3 separate regions of the Homo sapiens genome follow, and all the other regions are linked to region 2. The links are chromatin contacts, found by Hi-C or POLR2A ChIA-PET in ENCODE. All regions are on one chromosome and are shown on one strand. The core of a region is the stretch at or near the end of the contact, and the rest is flanking DNA. Distances in the headings are between cores, read along the strand shown. Region 1 holds the start of KLRK1-AS1 (KLRK1 antisense RNA 1). Region 2 holds the start of LINC01252 (long intergenic non-protein coding RNA 1252). Region 3 holds the start of DUSP16 (dual specificity phosphatase 16).

Region 1 (4,027 bases), core at 1,106-3,605, 1.2 Mb before region 2:
TCAAAGCTTGCCAGGCAGCTCTAAGAGCCAGCGCTTTCCTGCTAGACAAGAAATGTTTCTGGAGCTGCCTTAAAAGAAACAAAAATTGCCCAAGGACCCCTTTTTTTCCCTATCTGCCTAAAAGAATTTCTTAGTAACTCCTATAATAGTATGTCAAAGTAAAAATAAAAATGCAGACACAAATCTCTAAATGTAGTGTTTTATTTGGGAAGAAAGAATTGCAGTTCAGGGCATACACGTGGTCTTCGGTATCTCCAAAGAGCAAAGAGAAGGTTAGAGGTTTTACATATTGCTTTTTGAGAAAGTTCATTGATATTTGTAAGGATTTGGTGAGCTGGCAAGCTCCGATTTTTGCGTGACAACAGTGTGAGCAAACATTAGTTCTAGAGTTGCAGTAAGCTACTTCAGAAGCTACAGATAAAACTGGTTTCTGGTTACAACAGGCAGTTTCAGCAGCCAGGCTTGCAGATAATTACATTCTTGGAGCAATGCTTTGTACCCAGAATGTTTTCCCACTGGATTCTCCACTCTGTTTTATTTAGTTATGAAAAGAATTACTCAATTTTTATAATCAACTTTCACACCTAAATTACCTCCCAAAGGCACCTCCTAATACTATACCATTGGGAGTTAGGATTTCAAATATGAATTTCAGGGAAACAGAAACATTCTGTCCATAACATTCTGCCCATGGCAAAGTTTATGTTCTTTTTGCCTGCATTTATTCTGTAAAAAGTAAAGTAGAGGTTGCTCTTCAAAGACTTTCCTCCCTAACTAATTAGGAATAAATAGTAACTTCTCTTAGAAGCAAAATTTATTCAAAGACCTGTGCTCCTAAATATTTGCCCTGGCATGCTTATACTGGTCCAAGCAAGCATTAGGTCATAGCCTGTTCCTCTTCCTTATTTAAAAGTGTTTTTACCTTTCTCAGCATTCCACAAGTTACTTCCTCCTTCCTTTGTTCTCCTCTACCTTTGCCTCTTTTAAAAAGTTCTAAATTGCTAGCCAGTCGGGACAAATACAGAATGTGAGGTCCTGTTCCAGTCAATGGAAACTGGATACAGCAGTAGGGTGGATGCGGCAGGTTATAAATGATGCTGTCTCCTTTGTTTGGTGTACACTCGTGGCAAAACTGCTGATGAGTATACCCTTTCTGCAGGAAGTAAAAAAAAAAAATGGCCACACTAAATAAATCTATGTTCAAGTGCTATTTTTTTATGGCACTGGGGAACAAGCATTTCAAACAATTTGGTGGCAGTCTGTATGGGGATACATTCTCCTCCAGGGGTGGTCTCCAGTCCTCTCTCATGAGGGAGTGCACTCCCCTACCTCATTGAAGGGGCCCTCAGGAATGACAAATTGAGACAAATAAACCCAGACTCTCAGCAACACAGAGAGAAAAAAAAAAAAAAGAAACTGGCCAGCAACCTAGCTTAAAGGATCCTCACATACTGTGGCGACAACTTTGTGCACAGGCCAAGAAAGAAGAAGCTGTGGGAGCCAATAAAGTATTTCCTTGGTGATCGGGACTAAAAAAAAAAAAAAAAAAAAAGCCACAGGACGGTAAAGCATTCCTTAGTTAGGACGTACCAAGGAGAGAGAAACTGCAGGGTCAGTAGATTATTCCTTAGTCGGGATGTCTTGGAGGTTAAAAATAGGTGAGAAATCCCCATAGAAGGGGTGTTGAACCTCAGAAAGAGGTGAGAAATCCCCATGAGGCGGGTTGAACCTCAGAAAGAGGTGAGGAATCCCCATGGGAGGGGGGCGTTGAACCTCACACAAACTCCCAGTAGTAAGAAAAATATTCAGAACCCCCCTTTCCTTTCTTCTTGGGGGAAGAAAGAATAGCCCCACTGCCACCAGTCCCTTCCCTAGGGAAAGGGGAAGGAGGGGGAAAACAGCAGCATAGGTGGCTGGCATGGAACAGGAATTAAAATAAATTACAGAATGTGTAAGCAAAAACTCAGTTGTATATAAGAAAACCCAATTCCCCCCTGAGGAAGAGAAAGAGCCGGAGTCCTTTAAAAATTAACTGCCTGTTTTCTGTGGCTAGTGAGCCTTATCTCTCCCTTTCCCAGGCATTATGAAGACCCTATTTCTCTAGCTGTGCAGCTGCAAGGTCACTAGACAGATAAACTCAAGTCATAAAACATGTTTTTCCTTGAAAAGAAATGATGTCATGTATGTCTCAATTGAATAACTGTCTTTGTTTCTTGCTTCTGTTATACGCTTCCCCCTGCACAAATCTTCCCCCACCCACGAAATGCTTAAAAGGTAACTTGACTCTTTGTTTGGGGCTCAGTCCTTTGGATGTTAATCCAAGTGGACCAGTGCACCTAAATAATAAATATCCTCCTCAATCCCTTGGTCTCTCTGATTCCTTATATATCCCGATACATTTCTGGGGGCTCATCAGGATTGGAGATGACAGATTTACTGTCCCCTTTGCCTGCGATACTAGGTCCCCGGGGCCAGGAGAGACCCGGCATCCAAGGTGTGCCACAGCTGAGCTTCACCCGGATATATAGACCAGCTCTCCCCACGTCCCAGCACCCTGCCTGGCAGCGCAATGGAACCGAGGATGGGGCTGCAGGACGATACCAGCACTTCAGGAACTGTGGTAAGGAGTATAGGCCCAAGGCAGGAAAGCCCGTCCCATAGGGACAAAGGGGAGCTTGATCACCTCCCAGGGACTGACCACTAATCCAACCCAGAGTGGCTGGGGGCAGCAGGAGTGGCCTGCCAATTTGGATGAAGCTTATGTCCCCACTAACAAAGTGAAAGTGGTTCACTGGATCTGGAGACAGGAACTGGGAGTGGTGTGTGTATGTGTGTGAATATGGGAGCCTAACTAGGCTCACCCAGGTCATGAGAGAGGCTCATTCCATCCGATGAGGACTCCTGCAGTAGGAGTGGTGTATGTGTGTGAAAGTGGGAGCCTAACTAGACTCACCCGGGACATGAGAGAGGCTCATTTCGTCCAATGAGGAATCCTGGGGCAAGGAAGGTGTGTGAAAGTGTGTGAAAGCGATGGTCTCGGGAGAGGCCAATGCAGGGAGTGACGTGGGGAGGCACAGATCCCTTAGCACGGGCTGTGTGCTCTGAGGCGAGTGTGGGGGGAAATCAGACCTAGGACATTGCATACAGCTGATAGGACGAGCTTTGCAGCTGTAGCAGGCTGTGACAGGGGAAGACACCTTCCTGGCTAAGCAGTGTCCGAAACTCCTGTAATAGGACCGGGTCTGCTGGACCTGAGAGTGAAAGTGAGAGTGAGAGTGAGAGTGTGCCGCAAGGGAGGAAATGGGAGGGAAAGCGTCAAAACCAACTCCTTTGGAGTGCATGATAAAAATTTTAAAGAAAGGATTTAGAGGTGATTGTGGGATGAAACTGGATGTTCAAAAGTTAAAGACATACTGTGAATTACAATAGCCCTCTTTTAGTGTCAGATGGCTGGCCGAAGGCACTGTAGAGAAATTGGCCGTGTGTTTTAAGGTGGTGACTAGGGTCGGAGGACAGCCAGGGCATTCAGACCTAGTCTTTATATTGACTCATGGCTAAATGTACGCAGCCCTGCCTAGCAGTTTATTGTAGAATGCTCGCAGCTCACGCCGAGATAAACCAACTGTGCTGGCAGCTACGGAGTTAAAGGGAAAGTCACAGAGGCTTCTAGCACCACCGATCCAAAAGTGAAAGTGAAAGTCAGCTGCCCTGGAAGCTATGCAGACCAAAAAAAAAAAAGAGTCTCAGGAAAGAGAAAACCAGTTTTGCAAGAATCACAGGATGGAATAGAGATCCTTCCTACCTATATTCCAATCTATCCCCCCTTACCAAGGCTAATTGCCCCTAAGGAGGTAAGTTCAAACAGATACATGCTCCCACTCTCACCTGAGAAGGAGAAATCGGAGCTCCAGGAAGTTAAAACGAAAGGCTCAAAAAGGTAGGCAGGCCGTCTCAGGTCAAGTCATGCCCAAGTTATGCTTCTGCCTCTTAAGAGGACAAGCAGACCCCCACTAGGACCCAGACGATG
Region 2 (4,337 bases), core at 1,069-3,568:
CCTTCATTAGGCCTGCCTTCTTCTCTTCATTCATGAGAGAGTGGCATTAACAGTGCACAAACTAATGCTTCTTCAAATTTTTCTGGGGTCTGCTGCTGCTACTGCTAAAATCCGCTTGCCTTCGGACACAGTTTCTCAAATGGCTTAAAAGCTTCTCTGCTTTTGATCCCTGCAGCATCACTTTCTACTCCCTCAATCAGAAACCAGAAGCTACCCACCCCCATTTCCTGTGTTCATGATAGTAGAAAGCAACAGAGAACAGTTGGCCCCTGAGCTGCCAGGTTGTGGGCTGGGTAGGGAGGATCCATTGCAGGAGCATTGGAAAGCCTTGAGCACTCTGCCCTGCCTGTCCACACAGCAGCACCTTCACAGCCTTCTAGTAGTTCTGATCAGATTTCTGCCTCTTAAAGCGGCCCCACAGACTAAAAGCCATCATCTGGAATTTGGAGTAAAAGGGCCCACAGGAAATGAAGCACTCTAAGAAAATTCAGCTGGGCAGGTATTTTAAGGTCACTGACTGACTCCAAAGTGAAGGTAGAACCCATATTGACCGCAATTCATCACACTTCTGTAACTTCAGAACTCACTGCTGACTGGTGGAGAAGGTTGCAATTGCATTCAGTCCGAATCTCTGAACATATTATTTAGAAATATTAGCTTATCCAGCTGCCTACGGAGCTTCCCATCTGGGCTTTCAGTTGCTACATTCTCTAAAGCCGTATCTGACCCACACCTTACTAACACTATGTGCTTCTACAGCATTCACCCAGTGTTACAGCTCTTTTAGAATCTGTCTAGCAGGTTTTCCAGTCTTCACTGGAAAGCCCTTGCCCCCAAATATAAAAAAATAATAAGGCATTCACCCCTGAACTTTAGCAGGGCTTCCAATCGCCTTTAAGCACTCATTTAAAAGAAAAGTCTTTTATTCCCTTATAATAGTATTAAATCATTAGCAAATGATTCTCAAAACTATTTTTTGAGTGCTCTCTTCTGTGTGAGAATGTAGGAAATGATGACCAAGTATACGAAGTTGGACATGCCTAGTCCCAGGTGGCCTTTTCCTATTGGCACAGCTGCTGGCATTCACCCGTGCAAGCTTCTAGCTTGCTTGTCTATGTCTGCAGCTTGATTTTACAGGCTGCTCATTGTAAGAAAAGAAAACGATTTGAGGGCTGCTTTTCATTAAAAGGAAAACCTTACTGAGGACTTCCTTACCCTCACTATCTGCCTAAATAATTTCTTCTTAACTCCTATATCACTTATAAGAGGAGAAAGCAGACACACAGGGGGAACTCAGTGTGACAGCACAGGCGGAGCCTGGAGGGATGCCCAGGAATGCCAAAGAGACGCACAGACTGGTTTCTCTCTCACAGCCCCCAGAAAAACCTAACCCTGCCAGTGAGAGGTGACAGCGTGCTGGCAGTCCTCACAGCCCTGCTCGCTCTCGGCGCCTCCTCTGCCTGGGCTCCCACTTTGGCGGCACTTGAGGAGCCCTTTAGCCCACCGCTGCACTGTGGGAGCCCCTTGCTGGGCTGGCCAAGGCCGGAGCCGGCTCCCTCAGCTTGCAGGGAGGTGTGGAGGGAGAGGCGCGGGCGGGAACAGGGGCTGCGCGCGGTGCTTCCGGGCCAGCGCGAGTTCCGGGTGGGCGTGGGCTCGGCGGACCCAGCACTCGGAGCGGCAGGCCGGCCCCACCAGCCCGAGCAGTGAAGGGCTTATCACCTGGGCCAGCAGCTGCTGTGCTCAATTTCTCGCCAGGCTTTAGCTGCCTTCCCGCGGGGCAGGGCTCGGGACCTGCAGCCCGCCATGCCTGAGCCTCCCCCACCTCCGTGGGCTCCTGTGCAGCCGGAGTCTCCCCGACAAGCGCCACCCCCTGCTCCGCGGAGCCCAGTCCCATCGACCACCCAAGGGCTGAGGAGTGCAGGCACACGGCACCGCACTGGCAGGCAGCTCCACCTGCAGCCCCGGTGGGGGATCCACTGGGTGAAGCCAGCTGGGCTCCTGAGTCTGGTGGGGACGTGGAGAACCTTTATGTGTAGCTCAGGGATTGTAAATACACCAATGGGCACTCTGTATCTAGCTCAAGGTTTGTAAACACACCAATCAGCACCCTGTGTCTAGCTCAGGGTTTGTGAATGCACCAATGGACACTCTGTATCTTGCTACTCTGGTGGGGACTTGGAGAACCTTTGTGTGGACACTCGGTATCTAGCTAGTTTGGTGGGGACGTGGAGAACCTTTGTGTCTAGCTCAGGGATTGTAAACGCACCAATCAGCGCCCTGTCAAAACAGACCATTGGCTCTACCAATCAGCAGGATGTGGGTTGGGCCAGATAAGAGAATATAAGCAGGCTGCCCGAGCCAGCAGTGGCAACGCGCTCGGGTCCCCTTCCACACTGTGGAGGCTTTGTCCTTTCGCTCTTTGCAATAACTCTTGCTACTGCTCACTCTTTGGGTTCACACTGCCTTTATGAGCTGTAACACTCACCGCGAAGGTCTGCAGCTTCACTCCTGAAGCCAGCGAGACCACGAACCCACCAGAAGGAAGAAACTCCAAACACATCTGAACATCAGAAGGAACAAACTCCGGACACGCCGCCTTTAAGAACTGTAACACTCACGCGAGGGTCCGCGGCTTCATTCTTGAAGTCGGTGAGACCAAGAACCCACCGATTCCGGACACACCAGCACCCGGATCTCAGACCTCTGGCCTCCGGAACTGTGAGAGAGTAACTTTCTGCTGTTTTAAGATACCCAGCTTGTGGTCATTTATTACAGCAGCCCTAGCAAACGAACCCAGTGTGGTTTGCAACTTCAGTTATAGCATCTACCATCAGCCCAATTCAAAAGACCATTTATTTAATCAGCAACGTTTCCCCCGTCACTCCTTATGGGGCAGTATCCACTGTAGGCTACTGATTCTACTTAGTGCTTTAAGTCAGCGTTGCCAGAATCATACTGAAACACATACCTGGGGCTTCTAGGGCATCTCCTAGTCAGCCTTGTCAAAATCAACAGTTTTGAAAATACGCTCTATGGCAGTCCTGAATTCCACAGGGGTGGAATTCAGAGCCGCTCTCCTCTTGTTTGTCGTATTTTATAAAATGGATATTTAATTCTGTTTCACTATTTGCTTTCATTACTAAAATTTCCCAAAATACATGAAAATAGAGGGTACTCGAAAAACCCAACTTTAAATAAAATAACCGTGAGTATTCTGCCATACTTGTTTCTGTGTTAATATAAGAATTTATTTGAAGAGTTCTGCTATAATGTTTTTAAATACTGGTTTCAATAACTCTCTTCCAATACAGATTACACTTTGTTAGCTCCAATAATTGCTGCATGGTGAATTTAGTCTATTGAAAAGGAAGTGTCAGGTCTGAGTGCCAATTATTGTACTTGACCCAAGGTAACTCTCTTTCAAGGTACTGCGTTGGGTTCCCACTGAATTATTTTACCACATTCGAAATCCTTCATCAGAAATTCAATGTCTTTTATTATGATACATGAAATGATCTAATAAATCTCACTGCACACTGTTACTTTGATTTCTCCAATGAACCACACCTCTCAGAATGCACGCCCTTGTATAGTCCCCTCTCATGGTGACAGCAGGCTTAGCCTTGTGACTAGCTTTGACAATGGGGATATTAGCAAGCATGATGCAAGTGGATTCTGATAAGCTTGATGCTGTATTTATTTGCTTTGGCTGCCATAATAAATGATCACAAACTGGGTATCTTAAAACAGCTCCTTTTTCAGATGTTTCTCCACATTCTTCCAAGGCAAAAAGAAAAGAAAAAGAAATACACACAGACACATACATATATGTTTCAGTTCAATAAGTTTTTGTTGTGTTTTGTTTTGTTTTGTTTCAGACAGAGTCTTGCTCTGTCGCCCAGGCTGGAGTGATGAGGCGCGATCATCACTCCACCTGGGCTCACTGCACCTCCGCCTCCCGGGTTCAAGCGATTCTCCTGCTTCAGCCTCCTGAGCAGCTGGGATTACAGGTGAGTGCCACCATGCCCAGCTAATTTTTGTATTTTTCTTAGTAGAGACAGGGTTTCACCATTGTTCGTCAGGCTGGTCTCGAACTCCTGACCTCATGATCCACCCACCTCGGCCTCCCAAAGTGCTGGGATTACAGGCGTGAGCCACCGCGCCCAGCCTCAATAAGTATTTATTAAGTGTATAACACATGGCAGAAACTGTGCTAGATACTGAAACTATAATGGCAAAAATCAATTCCTGTCCTCTGAATTGGTTACCTAGTAGAGAAGACAGACATGTAAACAAATATAGTGGAGAGTGACATAGGCAATAATAAAACTATGTAT
Region 3 (3,811 bases), core at 1-2,500, 1.0 Mb after region 2:
CCGTCACCACCCAGGTGGCCTCGCTGCTTACACCAAAGGCGAACTGGGGATAATGGGAACAGTCAGGCCAGGGCCCCACTTGGCAGGCGTGTTGTGTAACAGTCGCGCCTGGAAGTGAGCAGCTTCGCCCGCAAAGGTGCCGCGTCCCGCGGCGGCCGCTCCTCTCGGCGGGGCCCGGTCCAAGCGCCGCGCAGCGGCCGGGAGCGCACCCACTGCGACCCCGCGCCCGGCCGCACGCCCCCTTCCCGCTCCGGCCAGCCTCCGGCCAGGCCTACACCCCCGCTTCAAACGCTCCTGCGGCCCCCGGCCGCGGTCGCCCCCACGCCGCCTCCCGAAAGGGTGGCCGGTACGCCCGGGAAGGCAGAGACGGCGGGGCTGGAGCGCGGCGCCCGGCACCGGGAGTCGGGGCGCGCTGCGGAGCGTCCATGCGGCCGGGCGGGAGGGCGCCCCGGGCCCCGCACCCTCCCGCCCGCACACCCCGCGCGGCCCGCCAAGGCCACTTACTTTTGGGGCCGCCGACCTCCCAATTCCCTCAGAGGGAAACGAAAGTTGTCACGGCGTCTCCCCTCGGGCCCCCCTCGCCTCCCGGACTTGCGAGGCGCCGCCGCGGAGCCGAGAGGGCGGCTGCGCTCCCGCTCGCGTCCCGTCCCGTCGCTCTCCTCCTCCTCTTCTTTTCAGTATATTATCTTCTCCTTCTCTGAGGGGTGGGTTGGGGCGGGAGGCTTAGGAAGAGAGGAGACGCTCGCAACTTTTCTTCACTCTTTCTCTTCCACCCTCCCCCCCATCAGCCTTCAAAAAAAATGTCGAAAGAGATGAAGAACTTAGGGAGGTAAAGGTGGGGGGCCGCGTTGTGAAAGTGGGGGTTGGGGGGGAGAGAGAGGTGGTAATAATCGTTTAAAAACTGATTAAAGCCCCCCAAACACTGATACATAGAAAGAGGGGGAAAGGCGGGGGGGTGGGGTGGGGGGTTGGGGGAAAGAGAAAGAGTCGCTGGTCAGGAAACTTCAAGCGCGGATGAGGTCATTGGTTTAAAAATAAAGAGATGGCGTCACTTGAAACCAATCCCAGTGAATGAACTCAGCGGAGCCCCGGGGAAAGGAGGAGACAGGCGAGGGCAGGGCGGTGGGCGCCGGGCGGGGCCGCGCGCTCGCCCATCCCGCGGCCGCCCGAGCCCGGAGCGCGGCTCCGCGCCTCGTTCCGGCCGCTCGGGGAGGGGTCAGGTCATGTTCCCTTCCAGAGTCCGGCGACTCTGAGGCAGGTTCCGCGGGCGCCGCTGGGAGGAGCCGGAGCTGCCGGAGGAGGCGGCCCCGCGGCCTCCTCCCCCACCTCTCCCTCCTCCTCCTCCTCCTCCCGCGCCCGCGCGCCCGCCCCCTACCCCCGGGCTCGCGGCCCCGACCCCCGGGCCGGGGTGTCCGCCTCCAGTGCTGCGCCCCAACAGGTATCGGAGGGTTTTCTCCCTCACCCAGACGCAGAACCTTTCCCTCCTCCTTGAGCTGTTTCCAGCTGCCTCACCAACGTCAAAAAACGCAAACACTGATTTGAGAGAATTACACTCGCTCTGTAAAAAGTCTGGCGAATGCAAAAGGCAAGGCTCTGCCATCTCTCAGGAGAGAAGTTACAGGTACTTCAAGAAAAATCACACTACTGTTGTCAGGCATTCAGCTATCTATATGTTTATGGTTGAAAGCCCCCACATAAATGTTCCTACATTACTTTACTTTGCTTATATTTACAAATACAAGGATAAGCAGCCTACATTTTCTTTAAAAATGTTTTCTACAGGAGGCAGCGCAGAAACATCTTTAAATAAGACCAGGGGTTAACCGCCTCTTGAGAGGTACAAAACCCTTGTTGATTTAACTCCACATACCTCGTGCATTTTATTATTTGAATTCATTAAAATGTCTGTTTTGAGATGACATTATGCACTTTGGAAAACGAGAGACCTGAGGTGGTGACAAACCAGGACTTGGAATCACTGAATAGGACAATCGGAGCTTTATTCCAATGTTCTTTGAGCATTTGAGCATGAAGCTGCTTCTACTGAGAAGTACTCACGTGGATATCACATAACAAAGATGTGATTAATGACGGAAAAGCACCCTGCGAGTGGACTGCTCCATGAGCCAGAATTTATGTGTAGGAATAATCTAACTCTTCAAATATTCCATTTACAATGTGCCGGATTGGGACACTAGACCCTAAAGGCACTGTTTGCTGTGGGATATCCATGTGCACCCTGCCTAAAGCACGTTTTTCCACTAGCAAAAGAACTGATAAGCAGGTTTGGGTGGGTTCGAAAGATAATACACCCCTGTTACTACTTTTCTGCCTTTAAGTCCTGCAACTAAAGGCATTCCTTATGATTGGTAATCATTGAAGGTTAGTGTTGCGGGGTATGGCCCTGGGAACTTCTGGCCCATCTTTTATAGGAGGGAAAAAAAAAGCCCATTTGAAGATGGGAGGCACCCTAGCACCTCTGGCAGTAGTAGGTAAAGCCTGAAGGCCACAGATGGAGAAGCAACTTTGAGCCTGTGCCTCTGGCCTCTTGAAGACTTTGCTAGGGGAAGCAAATCTCTCCCACTGCTCCCTGTCCTCTGGTGGCCAGGAGGTGTTACTGCAGCTTCCTTGGGATTATTTGTGCTCTACCAGGAAACCCCTAAAAATCTAACTGTAGACCTTTGTTGGAGGTGTTGGGATTTTTAGGAAGGAAGAAGAAGATAGTCCTTTTACTAGTGGTACAGAGCATGGATCTTGCCTGGAGGAAAGATTCATGAGAATTAATGGTATCCCCTTTGCATGCCAAAGTTCCAGTAACCTTGCTTTAACTGACATGGCTTGAAACGTTTCTCCCCTTTCCTCAGTTACACAATTAAGTTTGTGTAATGTATGATGTGGTGCCATCATAGCTATCATAGAAGTCTCTCAGGGTATTTCATCTATTTCTGGAAACAAGACGTATATTAAAGCTCATTAAAAACGAAATCAATGATTGAGTGATGTACAATATTGGTTAAAAGAGTCAGGGGGCCGGGCGTGGTGGCTTAAGCCTATAATCCCAGCACTTTGGGAGGCCCGAGGCGGGTGGATCATGAGGTCAAGAGATCGAGACCATCCTGGCCAACATGGTGAAACCCCGTCTCTACTAAAAATACAAAAATTAGCCAGGCGTGGTGGTGGGCGCCTGTAGTCCCAGCTACTCAGGAGGCTGAGGCAGAAGAATCACTTGAACCCGGGAGGTGGAGGTTGCAATGAGCCGAGATCGCACCACTGCACTCCAGACTCCAGCCTGGCAACAGAGTGAGACTCCATCTCAAAAAAAAAAAAAAAAACAAACAAACAAAAAAAAACATCAGGGGAGAAAAGGAGCAATGTAGGCTGGGATTATCAGGGAAGGCACCTTATAAAGAGTTTTGACCTTATCCTTGAAGGACAGTTCAGATTTAGTTTGCAGTGAAGAAGCCAGTGGAGGGAAGATTCCAGAGGGCAAATGGCAATGAGCCAAGACATGGAGGTGGAATGAATAATGAGTAAGGTGTATTCAAGTGACAGAAGAGTAAACCCAGTAGCAGTAGAAATCGGTATTTAGCAATTAGGTATGAGGTTAAATTTAAGAGATACAGAGGCACATTGTGGAGGTACTTGAATGTTAGAATAAATAGATTGTTACCTGCCCAGCAGGTGAAGGGGAAACCACTAAACAAGTTTACTTCACCGAAGAGTACATTTCTTTCTTTTACTAAGAAAGGTTTTCTACATACTAACAATAAATATGTGGAAACAGCCCTCTCCCTCTCCCGCTCCCGCTCCC

What was found. Hi-C counts contacts between places; a loop is a spot of excess contacts on that map. ChIA-PET counts read pairs that join two places held with the same protein, here RNA polymerase II (POLR2A). Pooled maps may share reads with other maps.
Region 1: a map of naive thymus-derived CD4-positive, alpha-beta T cell shows a loop between it and region 2 (6-fold over the local background). The contact joins the promoter of KLRK1-AS1 here to the promoter of LINC01252 in region 2. A Hi-C loop is called at or near these places in 1 of 168 maps with a recorded cell type or tissue (naive thymus-derived CD4-positive, alpha-beta T cell), 1 of 37 single-sample maps with no recorded cell type and 4 of 50 pooled maps. POLR2A ChIA-PET finds 5 or more read pairs at or near these places in 1 of 52 experiments (naive thymus-derived CD4-positive, alpha-beta T cell).
Region 3: a loop to region 2 is called in a pooled map, with 4 times the contacts of the local background. The contact joins the promoter of DUSP16 here to the promoter of LINC01252 in region 2. A Hi-C loop is called at or near these places in 4 of 50 pooled maps. POLR2A ChIA-PET finds 5 or more read pairs at or near these places in 2 of 52 experiments (GM12878 and naive thymus-derived CD4-positive, alpha-beta T cell).

Annotation. Positions count from the first base shown.
Region 1 is chr12:10,361,414-10,365,440 of GRCh38, forward strand. KLRK1-AS1 (KLRK1 antisense RNA 1) reads left to right here and starts at 2,356. Exons shown (of 4, transcript NR_120430.1): 1 at 2,356-2,620. RefSeq lists enhancers at 1-54, 2,827-2,876, 3,337-3,406.
Region 2 is chr12:11,545,712-11,550,048 of GRCh38, forward strand. LINC01252 (long intergenic non-protein coding RNA 1252) reads left to right here and starts at 2,319. Exons shown (of 8, transcript NR_033890.1): 1 at 2,319-2,649; 2 at 3,879-4,010. All of the region lies in intron 2 of LOC124902877 (a long non-coding RNA gene), which reads right to left. It also overlaps the pseudogene RNU7-60P.
Region 3 is chr12:12,561,613-12,565,423 of GRCh38, forward strand. DUSP16 (dual specificity phosphatase 16) reads right to left here and starts at 1,251. Exons shown (of 7, transcript NM_030640.3): 1 at 505-1,251. RefSeq lists silencers at 151-350, 371-490, 521-600, 1,051-1,560.